Regions from separate parts of the Mus musculus genome. Here regions 2 and 3 are each linked to region 1. A link is a loop called in an ENCODE intact Hi-C map of the cell type or tissue named here. Cell type or tissue: heart. All regions are shown on one strand. Links, peaks and the distances in the headings refer to the core of each region. The heading gives the core; the rest is flanking DNA.

The links. Hi-C counts contacts between places; a loop is a spot of excess contacts. Peaks named below come from ENCODE experiments on the same cell type or tissue, not always from the same donor. Only the 100,000 strongest peaks of a DNase experiment are listed, where the experiment ranks them.
Region 2: it touches region 1 in a loop (10-fold over the local background); 39 of 42 quality-filtered maps call a loop at or near these places.
Region 3: it touches region 1 in a loop (5-fold over the local background); 17 of 42 quality-filtered maps call a loop at or near these places.

What each region holds. Positions count from the first base shown.
Region 1 is chr11:95,645,857-95,651,790 of GRCm38, forward strand. No RefSeq gene overlaps it. Among named protein-coding and RNA genes, the nearest start is that of Phb, 18 kb to the right of the region's middle. In heart, for the core only: a CTCF peak has its summit at 3,183 (motif pointing left); a DNase peak (open chromatin) is centred at 3,225; H3K27me3 peaks cover 2,375 bases.
Region 2 is chr11:95,530,934-95,536,867 of GRCm38, forward strand. No RefSeq gene overlaps it. Among named protein-coding and RNA genes, the nearest start is that of Nxph3, 19 kb to the left of the region's middle. In heart, for the core only: a CTCF peak has its summit at 3,012 (motif pointing right); a DNase peak (open chromatin) is centred at 3,018; H3K4me3 peaks cover 388 bases; H3K27ac peaks cover 254 bases; H3K27me3 peaks cover 2,708 bases.
Region 3 is chr11:95,574,165-95,580,098 of GRCm38, forward strand. It overlaps Ngfr (nerve growth factor receptor (TNFR superfamily, member 16)), which reads right to left. Exons shown (of 6, transcript NM_033217.3): 3 at 3,810-4,169; 4 at 27-279. Among named protein-coding and RNA genes, the nearest start is that of Ngfr, 11 kb to the right of the region's middle. In heart, for the core only: a CTCF peak has its summit at 3,754 (motif pointing right); no DNase peak of the experiment used is centred there; H3K4me3 peaks cover 1,325 bases; H3K27ac peaks cover 1,867 bases; H3K27me3 peaks cover 3,347 bases.

The DNA.
Region 1 (5,934 bases), core at 274-5,273:
TGGCGCCCCCCTGCCCCTCCCCACTCCAGCTCCTCAAATAAGACTCGTTTTTGTTCGCAGGACACAATGCGAGAAAATGTCACCCAGGGGGCGTGCCCCCTGGCCCCTATCCCTGACAACCGGAGCTCTTAATCACTGGGCCTCCTTCCTCCCCAGCCTCCCTCCCCAGCAGCTGGGGGAGCTGAGGGAGCGGGCAGCAGTCAGGGTAGGGGTGGCCAGTTACCACCTTCTTGCTCTGAGCGCTCTTCCAGCTGTAGGTTCTCCCCACTCCCCAACACACACACACACACACACACACACACACACACACACACACACACACCATCTCCTGTACTCAACTGGTTCTTCTCTTGCCATCAAAACCTGCCAGGACCTCTATACAAGTGTTGCATCAGAAAACTGTAGGAAGCTTTGAAAAGTGCAGTACCAAGAGAAAAGGCGTCATCAAGAGTGGTAGTGCGTGAGGACCGATGTCTGTCCTTTCTACAGCCACTGTGTCCAAGCTGGCCTGCCCAAGGGGACTTTCAGGCTGAGATTCCACTGAAGAGATCTCTCTTGTTTGGATAGATTTAGGGCAAGAGGCTTTCTTTCCATGCAAGGGCTCTGTGGCCAATGGTGGCATTAAGGCTCAGAGCTGAATGTGATGACACCTTTAATCCCAGCACTGGGGAGGCAGAGGCTAGTGGATCTCTGAGAATTCAAGGCCAGCCTCGTCTAAAGATCCGAGTTCTAAGACAGCCAGGGCTACACAGAGAAACCCTGTCTTGAAAAACAAAAACAAACAAAAGGATTGACTGAAAGAGACAGAACTGTGGCTCTCCCCACTTACCTCCCTGAGAATCTGTTCATCTCCACCGCCATGTGAGTGAGTGCTCTACCTGAGAACTGTGTGCCTTGCTCTGCAGACCCAGCCTCTCTGGCTCAACCCACCCTTAACTTCTATATACACTTCTGGAGCCTTCTCTGCAGAGGTCTCAGTTACCAATCACATCATCTCTCCCTCTAAAGCGTGTGTCTACCTGCTCACTTTCCTCCATCTCTTCAGTCTCTGTCTCTGTCTCTGTCTCTGTCTCTGTCTCTCTGTCTCTCTCTCTCTTTCAAGACCTCTGTACCAGGAATCTGGGAAAGGACTCTCTGTCTCTGTGTGTTTCTCTCTGTCTCTGTGTCTGTGTCTCTCTCTTGCTCTCTGGGTCTCTGTCTCTCTGTCATCTCTGTCTCTGTGTGTCTCTCTTGCTTCTGTCTCACTCTCTTGCTCTCTCTCTTTCTCTTGCTCTCTCTGTCTCTGTTTCTCCGTGTCTCTGTCTCTCTGTCTCCGTCTCTGTCTCTCTCTCTCTGTCTCTCCCTCCCCCCCTCCTCTCTGTGCCTCCCTCCGCCCCTCCCTGCTTCCACTCTTGTCCCCCTACAGTGCATTTGCCACACAGCAGACAGAGCAATCTTTATAAAATGGGAATCAAATCATGTCACTTCCTCACTTAAAAGCCTCCATAGACTTCTCATTGCCCTGAGACTGAAAGGGAAAGTCTGCTGTCAGTGAGGTGTGGAGGCAGAAGGATGGACAAGAAGGCACTTTTCCCTGTGTGAGGAGGGACCCTCCCCCCCCCAACCCCGCCAGCCAGGTGGTAATTGCAGTGCAGAGGCCAATGCCCCTCCTTTGAGGAATATGCTTAGACTTATAAAACTTGTGTGCCCGAGGCCCCACGACGACAGACGGAGCCACACTGCTTGCCCAGGTCTCCCACCTCATTTGCTGCCCATCTTCCCTTTCCCTGACTCCAAGGAATTCAGGGAGACAAGGGAAGATTATATCCCAGCGTGTGACTTCCAGGACTATTTCTGCAAGCATTTAATCACTCAGCACATGTACTGAATCCCTCCACAGAGTCAGAGTTAGGCACGGCGATTCATAAATAGGGATTCTGGCCTATCGGCGAGGGCAGACAGATTACAGAGAAACATAAGATGTGTAATGGGAAGCCTGTCTGGAAACTGGAGGGGAGGGACATAGGGAGGACGAGGAGGACGCAAAGGAGACAAATGTTTGTCCTTGACCCCAGCCTCTGCAGAGGAGTCTGAGTTCACCAGGCAGATGTCCAGGAGCCCCTGGAAGAACACAGGCTGGCTGATCAGAGCATGGAGAGAAGTGTGGTGCAGACAGGTCAAGGAGCATGCTGGGAACTGAGCTTAGGCCGGGCAAGCAAGGGTCAGACCATGAATGGACTGGGAAGTCTCATTAGGACTTGGCTTCATCTTCAGACCACAAGGCTACAGTGGGGATGCTAGGACAGAAATGTGCATAATCAGATTTGTGCTTCAGAGAGCACTCTGGCAGCAGAGAGATATGATAGACCGGAGAGGGGACAGGCTGGAGTCAGGGAGACGGACTGTTCCGGAAGAAACGGTGATGGTGGGGTGGGGGTGGGGGTGGGGGGTGGGGACATTTTCAGGGAAAGCCTGCCCAGACTTCGTGAACATGGAGTGGGACACGTGAGACAAGAGAGCTCGATGTGGACACCTGGATTGCAAGCTTAGGTGATTGGGGGAAGGGAAGCAGGGGTGGGGGTGGGGAAGACATGTGAGGTAGATATCTGAGGGACAAGCAAGTAGAGACCTGGAAACCTTGTCTACACTTAGAGATGAAATGTGCCCTGGGGCAAGGGCCCAGGGGTCATATCAAGAGCATAGAGATCAACAGATGGCTCTCTCAGTGTCCCTAGGAGGTTGCTGCCTCTCATGCCTTCCAGAGGAATAGCCTCACACAGGAAGATGAAGTCAGGCCAGGAACTGATGCTTGCCTGCAGAAACCAACACCAGCCAGGAGTTACATGGCCGTGCCAGGAATGGGTGAACCTCTACCCCCCTCCCCCCATGATTGTGCTTTAGAAAACATCTGACGAAGCAAATCCTCATGTTTTTCAGATGCAGAAATGGAGACTGGCTTTCCCACCCCACCTCACCCCCTAAAAAAAAAAAAATTACACATTGGGGTGAGGATGGAGAATCTGCAATTACCAGTGAACCATGCACAGTCTATTTCCATGGAGCCTGTGTGTGACAGGGTCAAAGGGAAGGTGTCTGGAAGAGGCCTGGAGACCCTGCAATTGCTGACCCTTTCCCATGGTAGATGGCTCCCAATCCCTAGAGAGCGCCACCCTGTACTCAAGGACACTGGCTCCTCCTAGTGGCCATGTGGAGCATTGCTTTTGATTCCCCATTGGCTAGAGCAGTCCCTAGAGCATCAATTTCCCTCTGATTCATTTCCAAATTGAGCCCAGTCCCAGTGGCCTTCACCCCGGGGCAGACCTTCCTCCTCACAGGGGACTCGGTCACTCTCAACAAGGCTGTGAGCTGACCCGCAGATGCTCTCTTCCTCGGGGACTGGACAGAATGTTTCCACACTTATAGCAAGGGACAGGAGACAAAGAGTCAGTCCATGTTGGTGCCTCTCACAGCCCACCTGGACCAGAGGCACCCTGCTGCCTCCTCCAGGCTGGACACAGTGCTTGCAATGATGGTATTCAGTGTCCATGGGAGTCAGAAGCCCACACCACCGGTCCACCCCTTGCTCCTGGTTGGAATACCCACACTCATTTAGTGCCTGCTGTTCAATCCAGCACCACGTTAGTAACTTATTTATTTAGGTGTTAGAGTCTAGCATGTGCTAGCATGTCTAGGCAAGGGGTCTATGCTGAGCCACATGTCCAGCCATTGTCGTGTAGGACTTAAATAAATAAAACCGTTTCCAGGACCAGAGTCGATGGCTCAATTGATAAAATTCTTGCTATTCAACCATGAGGTCTGGGCGAAAAGCAAAGGATGGCTGTAGATGCCTGTAATCTAACACCAGGAAGGAGACAAGAGGATCTGAGGGCCAGTCTATCTCAATCAGTGAGCTCTAGGCTCACTTGTCTAGGCTCAGAGACCTTGACATAGAGATAAGACGGCAGAGCGTGGTGACACGTCACTTTCAGCACTTTTTCTTTTTCTTTTTTTTAAAGATTTATTTATTTATTTTTATGTATATGAGTACACTGCAGCTGTCTTCAGACACACACCAGAAGAGAGCATCAGATCCCATTACAGATGGTTGTGAGCCACCATGTGGTTGCTGGGAATTGAACTCAGGACCTCTGGGAGAGCAGTCAGTGCTCTTAACAGCTGAGCCATCTCTCCAGCCCCACTTTCAGCACCTTCATCCCAGCACTTAAAAGGCAGATGCAGGCCTGCCTCTATGAGTTCAAGGCCAGTCTGGTCTACATAGTAAGACCCTGTCTCAAAAAACAAGAACAAAGACAAAAATAAGGTAGAAGTGTGATTGAAGAAGACACCCAAGGTCAACCTCTGGCTTCCAGATGCCAGGAGCATGTGTAAGCACGCCTGTGCTTGCCAGTGCACACAGAGCAGGGAGGGAATGGAAGGGAGGGGAGGAGGGAGGGGGAGAGGAGAGAGAGAAGCTGACTCCAGGTTCCTCTGGTGACATCAGCGGTTATGCAGCCCCTCTCTAGGATACAACCAGTCTTCAGTTCTCTGCTGGGATCTGCCTGCAGCCCCCAGCTTCTTCGCTGCTCTTTCCTTTGGAGGGCAGTAAGTAGCAGCCACACCTGGGGGCTTCCTCAGCAGTGTCAAGAACCCCGCTTTTGCTCCTCCCACCCCCGTGTCCAAGAGCTTAAGATTTTTCATGCCTGGCAGCCCTGGGGAAGAGGTGGGCTATGCCATTTCTGAGATTTTATGTCTTTTTCCCAGGACGAATTGGTTGCATGGGTGTCCACCTGAGGCACCGTGTCTCCTCCTTCCAGCTGGGGCTGCACTTCTGGGATAACAAAAAGAGAGTGGTCCTGAGGAGGGAGGGCAGCCTCTGCTGGAATAGCCCTTGGAGATGATCCCAGCCCTAGCTGGCATTCACTTGAGCCCTGAGGTGCTTCTGTGCACCACTTGGGGGGGGGAGCTCCATCACCCCCATTTTGCAAAAGAGGAAACAAATCAAAGACGCAACTGTAGTCACAGAATGGCCAAGTGTCCTGACTGGAGTTCAGTGTCCTTTCCCACAACAGCTCACCCTGCACAGCCTGAGACGTCCAAGAGACCTGTTTGGAGATGGCTTCAGGCTCGGCGACCTGGAGAGATGGATTCCCGGGATTGACTCCAACACAGGTCCGCCTCCTTCTCCCTCCTTCCCTTCCTTCTTTTTTCAGTCTAAAGATCAGGAGACCCTAGAAGGTAAGAGCTCAGCTTCTGTCACTTCTGAATTGGCCGCAGCACAGGATCTGACAGAGCACAACCGAACAGTAGCTGTGTTGGAAGAAGGGTGGAGCCAACGTTCGGGGCCTGCTGAACTCTGACTCACTCTTGAGGAGTCCTCTGTGGAGTTGGGCCAAGCTCCGTGCCCTGGAACAATCTTCATGGTGTTTTGCTCTCTGTGAGCGCTGAGTAGTGGTGGCCAGGGAGGAGTAATGAGTGTTACAGTGTCCCGTGAGAGCTAGCAATGTGCAGGTGGTGACCCTATAGAAGGGCAAGTGTGTCACAGCAAGGAACTCAGAGCCCAGCCCAGAGCAAGGACAATGGGGGTGAGGGGTCCTCCAGCTCCCTCTACCATCACCTGAGCTAACCACTGACACAACCTTCCTGACAGGAGCTGGTAGCTTCTCTCTCTCTCTCTCTCTCTCTCTCTCTCTCTAACACGCCCTCCCCATCACCATGAGAGAGCCCTGGCTTCAGGGTCCCCAAGTCCCACTCTGACCCTGTTCCCTCCCACCATTCTGCACATCTCCAAACCAACCCATCCGTTCCCTTCACAGCGCCCTGGTCTCTGATGCTCAAACTCCCTTCTCCCTTCCCAGAGGACTCCTTGTTCCCCGAAGTCTTCTTTGCAGCCATCCTGGGGGTAATGGGTGGGAGGATGGAAAAGGTAGTTCTCACATAATTTTTTTTTCCCATTCC
Region 2 (5,934 bases), core at 687-5,686, 110 kb before region 1:
GATCTCTATGTTTGCTACTTTGGCACAGGTTTCTACTAAGTTGCCCAGGCTGGCCTTGAACTCACTTTTCCCAAGGTCTACCTTGAGCTTGCAGTCCTTTTGCCTCAGCTCCTCAGAAGCTGGGACCACAGGTCTGCACCAGCAGGCCTGAGCATCTCCATCACAGGTGCCACACTCTCCTCTCCTCACAGCTCAGATCCCAGATGGGACCTTGGTCACTCAGAAGGCACTCTTCCCTGGAAACATTACCAGAAAGGTAGACCTGTAGTTTACAGCTAAGGGGAGGTCACGGCATCTCCCTGCCCCTTAAGATGCCTGTATAGGGCTGGAGAGATGACTCACTGATTGCTCTTCCAGAGGTCCTGAGTTCAATTCCTAGCAACCACATGGTGGCTCACAACCACCTTTAATGGGATCCAATGCCCTCTTCTGGTGCATCTGAAGACAGCTACATTATACTCGTATACATTAAATAAATAATATATTTTTAAAAAGATGTCTGTATAGGAGCTGGAGTAATGGCTCAGTGATTAAGAGCACTTCCTGCTCTTTTAGAGGACCGGTGTTCAATTCTCATGCTAACTCACAATTGTCTGTAGCCCCAGTTCCAGGGGATCTGACACCTTCACACAGACATACATTAGGGCAAAACGCCAATGCACATGAAAAAGTAATTTCAAAAAGATATCTGTCTAATTTGTTTAGAACTCTGTCCCATTTATTGATGTAGCCAGGCACTTCCAGTGTCAATACGAACCATGTGGACATTTACAGCTAATATGGGTTCTGATCCAATTTAATTTTGGTGCTCACTGTACTGTGTTGTTTATCAATCAGTAAGTAAGGGTGGGGGTGGGGTGGGGAGGGTGGGTGGGGAGGGTTGGGGGTGGCCGAGAGAGTGAAGAGCTGTCACTCCAGCATCTTCCTGATGCCATGGCTGCCTGACAGGGCCTGGAGAGCTTGCTCTGTCCCTCCAGTTTCGGGGAATCAATTTTTCTCTTCTGATCTCAGGCAGGCTATGCAAGCATATGCATATGGCACAACGCTCATATGCATAAAACAAATAAATCTGAATATATATATATATATATATATATATATATATATATTTGGATTTTTGAGACAGGGTTTCTCTGTATAGCCCTGGCTGTCCTGGAACTCACTCTGTAGACCAGGCTGGCCTCGAACTGCCTGCCTCTGCCTCCCGAGTGCTGGGATTAAAGGCGTGTGCCACCACGCCCGGCCAAATCTGAATTCTTAAAAAAACACCCTGACAATAGAAGCTTACTAGAGAAAGGGTTTGTTTTAGCTCACAGCTCAAGCTACAGTCCATCATGGCGGAAATCAAGGCAGCAGGAGCTTGAGGTACCTGGTCACATGGTGTCCAGTCACAAAGAGGCCTGAGTGCACAGGGCTACTTGGCTAGGTTTCCTTTGTGCAGTCTAGAATCCCATGAAAGGGTCACACCCACAGTGGGCCAGCCTTCTCGGTTCATTTAACCAAACCAAGATGGCTACCTCCGACCCCCCAGGCACACCCTGAGGCTCTGCTCCTAGCTGGTTTTAGGTCCTGCCACTAAGTGACAACACTAATCATTCCAGAGAGGGGTGGAGCCAAAGATTGGAGCGTGGAAGTTCTGAAAAGTCAAAGAACTAAAAAACAGCAATGTAAATGGCTTTTTACAAAGAGGGTATCAACTACCATCTCTCTCATTTGTCACCTGGCAGCCATACTGCTCCGCCCCCTAGCTAGTCTCCACCCAGTGGATTCCCTAGTCCACTGGTTCTCAGACTTCCTAATGCGGAGCCTCTTTAATACGGTTCCTCACGTTGTGGTGATCCCCAACCGTACGATTTTATCGTTGCTACTTCATAACTGTAATCTTGATAATATTATGAATTGTAATGTAAATACTTGATATGGGACTCCAGGGGGTCGGGACCCACAGGTTGAGAAACACTGCCCTGGCATCCTTAGGAAACATGTACAGTGGTCCCTACACTACCCTGTGTAGATAGAACGTTCAGACTCAGTGTGGTGACCCACTGTGCCTTCCCTTGGGGGCTCCAGTCAAATGTCGTTCTTCAGAGAGCCCCACTTAAGGCAACAGTGCCTGTCCAAGGCCCTTTGGCTCCTGTCCATCTGCCCATAGAGAATTTGAGGTATTGGCCATCTTCCCCTCCCGCACGAGTCTTTGGGTCCAGAAGGCGGTGGATACCTGTGTTGGTGGCCGACTGTGTAGCCAGTGCTTTGATCAAATCATCAGGCCATCAGGTGGCCCAGCCCCCAGAGGCACCCTGTGTTCTGCTGTGAGCTGGGGAGAGGAGAGCTGGTAACCGCATCTTTACACGGCTTTGGTTTGTTTAAGCGATTACAGAGAACATGTAGTACGTTGACTTATAATTAAAAAGAAAATCCAATAAAGTTAATAAAAAAAGAAATTAAAGTTTTCATTTCCTGGGGACTAAACAAGAATGCAGCAGAAGGGAGCACAGGTGTCTCCTGAGGCTGGTGGATTGGCGGAGTGGAGAGTGCTGGAGGGCGTGGTTGAGTGGAGGGGTGAGAGAGACAGGAGGGGCTGGAATTGAGACTGTGGGGCTGTGTGTCCGGAGGGCTGGGAGGCGAAAGTAGAGGCTGGGAGCCATCGAAGCTGAGATGTACAGTCGGTTTCATGCGGGTTCATTGTGGGATGACTGACAGGGAATGTGGCTTGTGGAGGTGGCGAAGGCTGGCCACCCCGGGACACCACCACTGGACCGTGGACAGCCTGTGGTACACACATATATACATGTCTGTGTCCTCAGAGCCTTTTGGCGTTATTCGTGTCTCATTTCTCCAGCGATAAAATAGAGGTTGGCACAATATGCCAAGGGTCTTCCAGTGTGGATGTCTGCCTCAAAGGATGCTGAGTCCTGAGATCTGTTGGAAATGAGGTTGGGTTAGAGTGCTGTTGGAGGAGTATTCCCACACTTGAGACAGAGGCTCCCCAGTAGGAGGCTCTGCCTCTGGCCAGCAGGGGGCGCTGCGATGCCGCGGCATTGCCCGTTGCTCGGTATGGACGCTGGACTTGCACGCCAGCTGTCCACTGCCTCTTGCCTGAAGGGATCTTTGCCTCTGACCACTCAGGTCGAGCCACGATGTCCAGCGGCACTCCGGTGTCTGCTTCTTTGGGTCGAAGAGATGAGGCTGGGTCAGGAGCCTGTCAAAAATCATTCCTTCCATGCCCCAGGCTCCTCTCTTGGAGTTTCACAGCCAGGTCTCTCTGGCTCTTCCTGCTCTGCAGTCTTTGCCTATAAAGCCGTTTCTAGGTGTTTATCCAATTCTTTCTCGAAGAAGCTGAAAAGCCTTGTGAGCTGTTTTTCTGAAATGTAGAAGCCTCCCAGAGATGGGTCAGCCACATTCCCTCCTGTGCTAGAGTCTCCACCACCTGCGCCTACATTCTATCACGGCCTCCTAGTCCCCAGTCCCTCTTGTGATCTTCTCCTTTCCTGTGGCAGGACAGCTGGAGTGATGTCTCTCCTCCACAGTGGGTCTGGTAGATGCCCTAGACTAGGCAGTTTTAGGCAGTTGAACCCTGGGTTAGCCTATCTCTGGCCAGCCCTCCCTGTGTGATTGCAGTCCCTTCAGATATTTTCCAGGGGCTTCCGCCCCCCCCTCCCCCCCCCCCCCCCCGCCAGATTCCCTAATCCCCACAACCTCTGATGCCCTCAGTGGTGGTGGGGGTGGGGTCTGGGAGAGGTCATGTTCTGGATCATTTGGGACCTCTGGCCTCTCACTTCAGTATCTTGTCTGACCTCCTTCTCTGCATACCCCTCATTGCTTCTGCTACCCCAGGCCTGGCATATTCTTGGGTTTCTCTGTCTCTGTCTGCCTCACCCCCATCTCAGACAAGGTCTCAGGTCCTTGGAGTCATTGTGTGACTGAGAACGGCTTTCAACTTCTGATCCTCTCTGTAATTCTGGGACCACAGACCTGCATCGCGGTATCCGATTGTATGCCATGCTGCAGATTCCTGCAGGCAAGATAAGCGCTCTGCCAACTGCGATACAGCCCTGCCCACTGGGTGTCTATTTGGTCCCAAAGTCAAAGGAAGCTCTGTCACCTCTCATTTGACTAATTTGTACCTTCTCGCTTTCTGGGCTACCTGCTCTGGAGTTCACTGGGCACTTGGTGGGACCAAGATAACAACAGAGCATCCTGGGACTCCGCACCCTGGTGACCAGTCTCTCAGCCTCCAAGTGTGACTTGGAGGAGAGACCCCTGTCAGATGCTCAGCTATCAAAGGAACCCACTTAACCCTTACTGCCTAGTCTTCGGCTGCATCCTGTCTCTCAGTGCCTAGGGTTGCAGGCCCCATTAGACTAAGGCCTAGAGTCTGAGTGTGGGGGGATCCACAGGAGTGAGGCCAGACCAGCTTCCCAGGGAGAGTACCCAGCTGTGTGGCATGTGGAATAGAAAAAGTGGCTTTAGCCAAGGGGGGTGGGAGGTGGGGGTGGGGTGGAACAGGAGGGATGGCTCAGTGGTTAAGAGCAGGTACTGCTCTTCCAGAGGACCTGAGTTCAATTCCCTGAACTCATCACTGTCTGTGACTCCAATTCCAGGGACTCTGAAGCAGAACTCACACATGATAAAGCAACCAGCCCTAGGCCAGTGCAGAGACACACCCACGAAACACACGCTTGCCTCTGCTCTCCATTCTGTCCTCGGTCAGCTGTGGGGATCCGGTCAGTGGGCAACTCCTCAGGATGCCCATGTCACGAGCTGCTGAAACGTTAAGATGTAGGGAGTGCCCTGGACCTGTGCAGACAGACCCGCCTGACCGGGAAGGCCCGGGTTAGGCGCCTGATCATGCCCAGGGCTGCCCAATCCTCAGCAGGGCCCTGAATGACAGGATGGCAGAGTGGTTGTGACCCTGACAAAAACTCACTTTACTGTGTGACTGTGGCAAGGAAACTCCTGTATCTTCTGAGCCTCACTTTCCCTACCTATAGAATGGGCCAACAGTATCTCCAACAGCTATGGCGTTAAATGATGGAGTTTAACAGCAGCTCTGGAAGCTAAGTCTGTGCGGGTACCAGGGACGCTCCTAGGACTGAGTCATGCCCCCCGCAACAAGCTTGGAGTCTGCTCTGTCTCTGATCCCATTCTGTAGATGGAACTACTCCACTGAGCTGCAGAGGCAGAGCACAGAGCAAGCGTCCCCAGAACCAGATCTATCTACATTACTCATCGACACTTGAATTCAGGTTACACATATTCAAACTCACTGAATCCTCATAATCCACCCAGTGAGCCCATGGGCAGGGAACCAAGGCCCAGAGAGGCTGTGGCACTTACCCAGAGCCACACAGCATAGAGGGGCTGAAGGCAGCACTGTCTGGCTCAGGTGACCATGCTCCCTCTTCTCAGGAAATAAACACACAAACCCAAGTACTTGTCATATAAGCACAGATTTCAGGAAAGTATAATGACTTTGCTTTATAAACGGAGGACTGTGGCTTGTAAGACCTGGGAGAGGGCAGGAGCCAACCTCTTCTGCCTCTGATGCAGGAGTGAACAACAGTGAGTTCTGTTGGTAAGACTGGGAGAGAGTGGACCAGCTGAAATGGGTTTTGAAGGATGCGTAGGAGTTTTCCAGGTAGGCACAAAAGGAAACACATCTAGGAAGAGGGAAGAACATGAGGTATAGAGGTGAGAGCGTCTGTGGTGGATGAAGGGAGGAGCTCCTGGCAGAAGGCAGGACCGCATGCTACGGTTTGGATGTCGCTGGACCCAGTCTGACATCCTGTTCTCCACATGGTGAAGGGAGAGGCTGCAGAATCTCTGAGTAGTGGAATCCGGAGAGATGTCTTTAGGTAAGCCACATACATTCATATAAGTAAAATAAAAATAAATTATTAAATAAAATAGGAATTCCAAGCCTGGGGTCAGCAA
Region 3 (5,934 bases), core at 687-5,686, 71 kb before region 1:
GTCATCCTCAGTGTGCCCCCTCTTACCTCTTGAAAGCAATATAGGCCACAAGGCCCACAACCACAGCAGCCAAGATGGAGCAATAGACAGGAATGAGGTTGTCAGCGGTGCCTCGGGTCACTACAGGCTGGGAGCTGCCCATCACAGTGGTCACCGTATCGGCCACTGTGCTGGCTATGAGGTCTCGCTCTGGAGGTGCCTCCGGCTCCTGGGTGCTGGGTGTTGTGACGTCAGAGCCCTCCGGGGGCGTAGACCTTGTGATCCATCGGCCAGGGATCTCTGAGGAACAGGGCCACAGGAGTTAGGACCTACCCAGGCCTTCCCCTTAGCTCCAGCTTTCCAGGGCTTCATCATGAGCCTCCAGGCACACAGGGCCAGGCTGTTACGCATGGGGGTGGAAGCTGGGACTGTGCACATGCAGTTTAGAAAAGAAGAGCAAGAGCTGTATGACAGGAGACTTCTATCAGTATGGGGCCTCGACTTCCCCATCTAGAGAATGGGCTTTCTGAAAAGAAATGGTCTTTAAACAACTTTTTGGCTTAGGCTGCAGAACCAGGATTCTAGTGTCTGCCAGCAGCCACGCATGAACACCAAGAAGCCTGCATGCTGTAGAGCATCTTTAAGCTGGAGCAATGACTTAATTGCTTTGAGGAATGGAATTGCTCTGACTTAGTGACCACAGCCTTCAGGAAGGATAGGGCACTTAGAGCTGATCAGAGGCCTGATCAGAGATGCTGCCCGGCAGGTGGCACTCAGCCCCTTCCTGTCTCAGATGCTCCAGGCCTAGGCTGGCACTAGATGTATAACTGGCTTACTTCACCCCCAGCCAGTCCTTGAACAGTGGCCAGCATGTTTCTTGTAACGCCTGACACCCCCCACTCCCAAAACAGCCTAGCCCTGGCATCTAGAGAAGAGTGGGTTAGACAGCTGGCACCCTCGTTAGCAGGAAGCAGACAGCTGGCGGAGGGAGGGCCTACGAACTAGACCCTGCCTCAGAAGGAGCAATTCTGTGCTTGGCCACCCATCTAGGCCCGCTCATGCCATTTGGACATTGCCAGCCTTCCTGGCAGAGGCTCCAGCCCCTCTTGGCACTAGTGGGTGGGATTTTCCATTCTGCCACCCAGCCAGAGGCAGGGCTAGGGGTTGTAGGCTCTGGATGGTGGCCTGGGGGATACTTGTCTGGGCAAAGCAGCCTGTCCTATCCATTCTCACTTCCCACGCAGGGAAAACAGGGAGGGAAAGCAGACAGGGTATGCTTGTAAGGTTAAGGGGAGGACACTTTGCTACCCAGCTCTGCCCCGCCCAGTCTACAGTGTGCCCACCCAAGCTGGAGTTAAAGCTGCCCACTAGTCCTCTGGGTCTCCCTGGCTCGGGACAGAGATGCTTCAAAGGCCCCATTTTCAGCACCTTCTGAGGGGTAAGGACCCCAGATGTGAGTCTGGAATCCATTTGACTGGCAGTGTGGGGAAGGTTGCCATCTGCTGCCCAGTCCCACCCCACCCCCATCCCAGTACCGGGCAGGGCTGGAAGGAGAGGGTGGGAAGTGGGAGAGACAGCCCTGTCTGGGCATTAGACCCTAGAGGACCTTCTTATGATCCGCTAGGGGAACAGGGAAGGTTGAAGGTGTAGCCTGAATCCAGAGGTTGCAGATGTGACTCAGTTTAGATTGACAGTCCTGCCCCCGAGGTTGATGTGGGTGGGTGAGCGATACAGAAATGAAGGAGCCTCAGAGAAGGGCTAAAGGCAGTGTCGAGTGTCCAGGACACCTCCCCTCACCCCCGCCCCCAGCCTCTCTGATAGGGTTGGAGACGAGATCCAGATGTGGGCCTGTCCTCTGACGTTCCAACCCGCTAAACACTTGGCAGGTCCTGACAGCCATTTCCGGAATGGGAGCTATCAGGAAGAAGAGGGAGCAGGTGACCCCTCCTAAACTTCAATGCGGTAAGGAGGCCGGGCGTCTGCCCCAAGGCTGGGTGAGTCACCATGTTGACACCTGAAATGTATATGCGGGCGAGTATTTAACATTGGACAAGAGTGGGCTGCCAACCCAAGAATCAAATTCCATTTCCTGAAAGGGATGTTTGGCCTCAGGGCCAACATTTAACCCTTCAGACGTTGGAACAGAAAGAACAATATAAGGATAAATGTTACTGGGGGGTCAGGGGGTGCCTTCTGCCAAGATGACTGAGAAAGAAGGATCGCGTCTGGGAAGAAATGATTCCTTGCAAGACGGAGCCTGCCCCTTTTCCAACCAGGTCCTCCCTCTCCTCTAATCACAACCCCGACCTTGTGCACCACCGGCTGATCTAGACTTGCCCACAGAACTGAGCTTCCTGCTTCCTGCTGCCTGACTGCCGAAGCTCTCTCCCCGCTCAGCTTAGCCTCTGAGGCCATTTGCCTGTCTTGACCCGTGGAAATCTCCACCACAGCCACCCTGGGGCCTCTGCCCCATCCCTCTCCACCTATTCATCAAAGAACTGCAAGCATGTTTAGGGCCTCTGTGTAGCTTGCCAGGCTTCTCTGCTCTACTACTAGAGCAAGCTCAAGTCTGGGTATGGAGGAGGCCCTGGCTGGTTGTCAGGACCCCTCCCCGGCCCAAGGACAGGGCATCTGTAGCTTCTATTCCACAAGAGGCCAATGGAAGGCAGAAACTGTGTTGCCTCCATCAGGATCGGGAATCTCCAAAGCTGCGGCTGTCTTCTCTCTCCAGGTCACCACGGGCTGGGGTACCATGCTCCTCTCATTGGACCTGTGTCAAAGGCCATTCCCTCTCCGGGAAAACTAGGGACGTCCCTGAAGGGGATGCTCTTGCCTGCTCAATGTGAGGGCAACCTGAGGTTCAAATTCAAAGACAAATAGATCCATGGGCAGGCCACCCGCTGATGAACAGAATGAAAACAAACAAACAAGCAACAAACCAATACCAGTTGACCCCTTGGAGAAGAACACTACCAGTGACCGTGGTGCCTATACCCTGGCTCTCAGCTGCCTCCTCCTGTCCCAGGATCTCTCTATCTCTTTCAGGTGAGTTATCTGGATAAGGCAGGCCCACAGCTTTCTCTTGTCTACAGCCCTCAGTAGAGGAGAGCCCTCCAAGCATGGCCCACATTATCGTACTTGCCATGCCCCCACTTGCCACACCTCTTTTGTTCCCTGGAACCACTTCCTTCATTATCTGGCCATTTTTTTTCAACCAACTCTGTCTCATTAAATGGCCACAATGCTACCTCATCTCCAGACACCGCGAGGAGAATGTGTCACTCACCCCAACAGCCTTATCGTGACCCTACGGCTACCAGAAAACACTTAGGTCCAGAGACGGGAGTAATCCCCTGGTGTCACTCGGGGCTAATTTGATTTGGGATGCTATAGCCATCATCACCACCCACATCTGGCCTCATAGCTGAAGGCCCCTCACTCCTGTGAGTCCCCAGCCTGACTCCAGAGCAGAAAGCCTGCTCTAGGCTGGAAGGAAGCCTGATTCAGACTCTGGCATCTATGGCGCCTTCCAGATGCTGTTTGTCACCCATATAATCGCTGAGAGAGGAGTTAGAATGACTTCTTCCAGTGAACAGTAAGCCGGGTCTTCCCACTGTCAGTCCAAAGAAGGAATTGGTGGAAAAGATTTTGCTGCGAGGTTGAATCTAGAATCACCACCTCAGTGCTCTTATCAAGAATGTGTTACTAAGCCTCAAAGTAGGTTCTTACCGGATGAAGGCCAGCCTAGGCCCTTACGACCTCCAGAGGGCGCCCTTCCTCACGAATCTAGCTCTTCACGCCCACCCCACCCAGCCTGGAACCATGCTCACCCTCGCATTCGGCGTCAGCCCAGGGCGTGCACTCGCGTAACTGGCGCTCAGTGTCCTCGCACACCGTGCAGGGTAGGCACGGGTCCACGTGGTTGGCTTCATCTGAGTATGTGCCCTCTGGGCACTCTTCACACACTGTGTTCTGTTTGTCCTGGCAGGAGAACACGAGTCCTGAGCCCACCCCGCACACGCTGCAAGCCTCGCAGCGGCCAGTCTCCTCGTCCTGGTAGTAGCCATAGGAGCATCGGCACACGGCATCGTCTGCCTCCACACAGGGAGCGGACATACTCTGCAGGCCCAGGCACTCGGTGCACGGCTTGCACGGCTCGGTGGCGCTCACCACGTCAGAGAACGTAACACCTGCGGACAACAACACACACACGGGGAAGCATCAGCGGCAGAACTTAGTCACAAGGACGGTGTTTGAGCACGGGCATGTGAATACAGGACTGGAATCCCTCTGTCCCCATCCTCAGCTAGGACTGCTGCCTCTGTCTCAGCTTCACCTTCTTATTGACACTCTCTTTGCTGGAGTCCCTCACCCTCAGCCTGAGAAAGCTGGTTTGGCATCTGACTGGGAAGGAGACCCATTCCCCAGGTCCCAGAAGAGTCGGCCCTGGGGCATCCTGAGGTCCCAGCTGTTTAGGTAAATTCCTTGTTCTCAGAGAGTTCCCGGACCTGTACCCTAGTTCCCAGCACAACTAAAATATAATATGAATGGTTCCGTCCAGCCTCACACACTGGCCAGAGGTGAGCCTGTGCCTGAGTTGTCCTTTTTGGCCCTCTTCCCAGGGGGTGGGAGAGGGCAGCTCATGTAAGCCTGGAATGGAGGGACAACAGAATGGCACACTGCTATACCATACTGCCTGCACCTTACCATGCTGCCTGTCCAAGGGCATGTATGGCTCTAAAGAGCAGACCAGTGCTCCAGGGAAGACAGCGCAGGTACAGCAAGAAAGACGGGAGACACTTGCAGGCACAGTGCCCTGGCCCTTTCAGTATTAAGGGTCAGTTCTCAAGCATACCGTCTAAAGGGAGAGTGTGTGTTGGGTGGAAGCAAAGGACAGAATGAAAGGGGTCGCAGTGGGGACAGGAGAGAAAACAGAAGGGGAGGGGCCTGGGTAACAGGTCCACTTCCAGGTAGTTCTTACAGAGGTAACTTGCTTCCCTTTCCCTGGTATCAGGCAGATCTGACTTCCAACTCACTTCTGTGACTCACTAGCTCCTGACACCTGCCTCCGAAGTGCTGGGATTAAAGGGTGTACCACCACCCAAAACAAACAAACAAACAACAACAAAAAAAAAACTAAATAAGTCACACCCACACCCACACCCACAGGGTTGTGATGAAGAATGTGATAGACCCCATGATGAACGGTAGTAAAGATCGTTGGTGGTTGAGGCACAGTCGGATGGCAGAAAGCACTTGGCAGGACAATCTCTCCAAATGAGAGGGTGCTGTGTGGGAGTGAGGGTGGGGACAGGATGGAAAGAGCAAGCCGGCTCCTGGGAAAACACAGAGCTGAGCCGGATGACTCCTGGGAGCAGGTTGTGGATGGTGTGAAAACTGTGGTCTTTTGTTGGCAGAGCATGAAGGCAGGAGCTTAACAGGCTTCCTAGTGGAAACGGGTTTGTTTTTTTGAGGATGGAGGGAAAGTCCGCTGGGGTCCCCAGCCCATAAAGTAGGCTTGTAAAAGCAGCCTGTTAACACAGCTGGAGGGGAGTGTGGCAGAGGAAACCCAAGGAAGAGGAAAGGGGGAAGGAGAGATGCAGGGAGGCTGCCCCGCCCCTCTCAGAGTTGCCCCTGGCTCCTGGCGTGTTTCCTAATTCCTGGCATGGCTTTCCTTGAGTCCCCAACCCACCAGCTGTTGAAGAAGGGTACACAGGAGAGAGAGGGGTATGACCTAGGACACTGACAGCCAGGCAATAGGAGGCAGTACTCCTGGCTGATGTTCAGTGCCTTAGGACAGAGACTCTGTGAATCTGAGGTAGGTAAGGTGCCACCTTCCAAGAGGGCAGAGCCTTTCCATCCAGCCCAGGTGTCCCACTGCTGGGGACAGGGCTACAGAAGTCACAAGCACAGAGATAGAAATGCATGTGTGTGAGAACACTAAGGAGTCCGGTT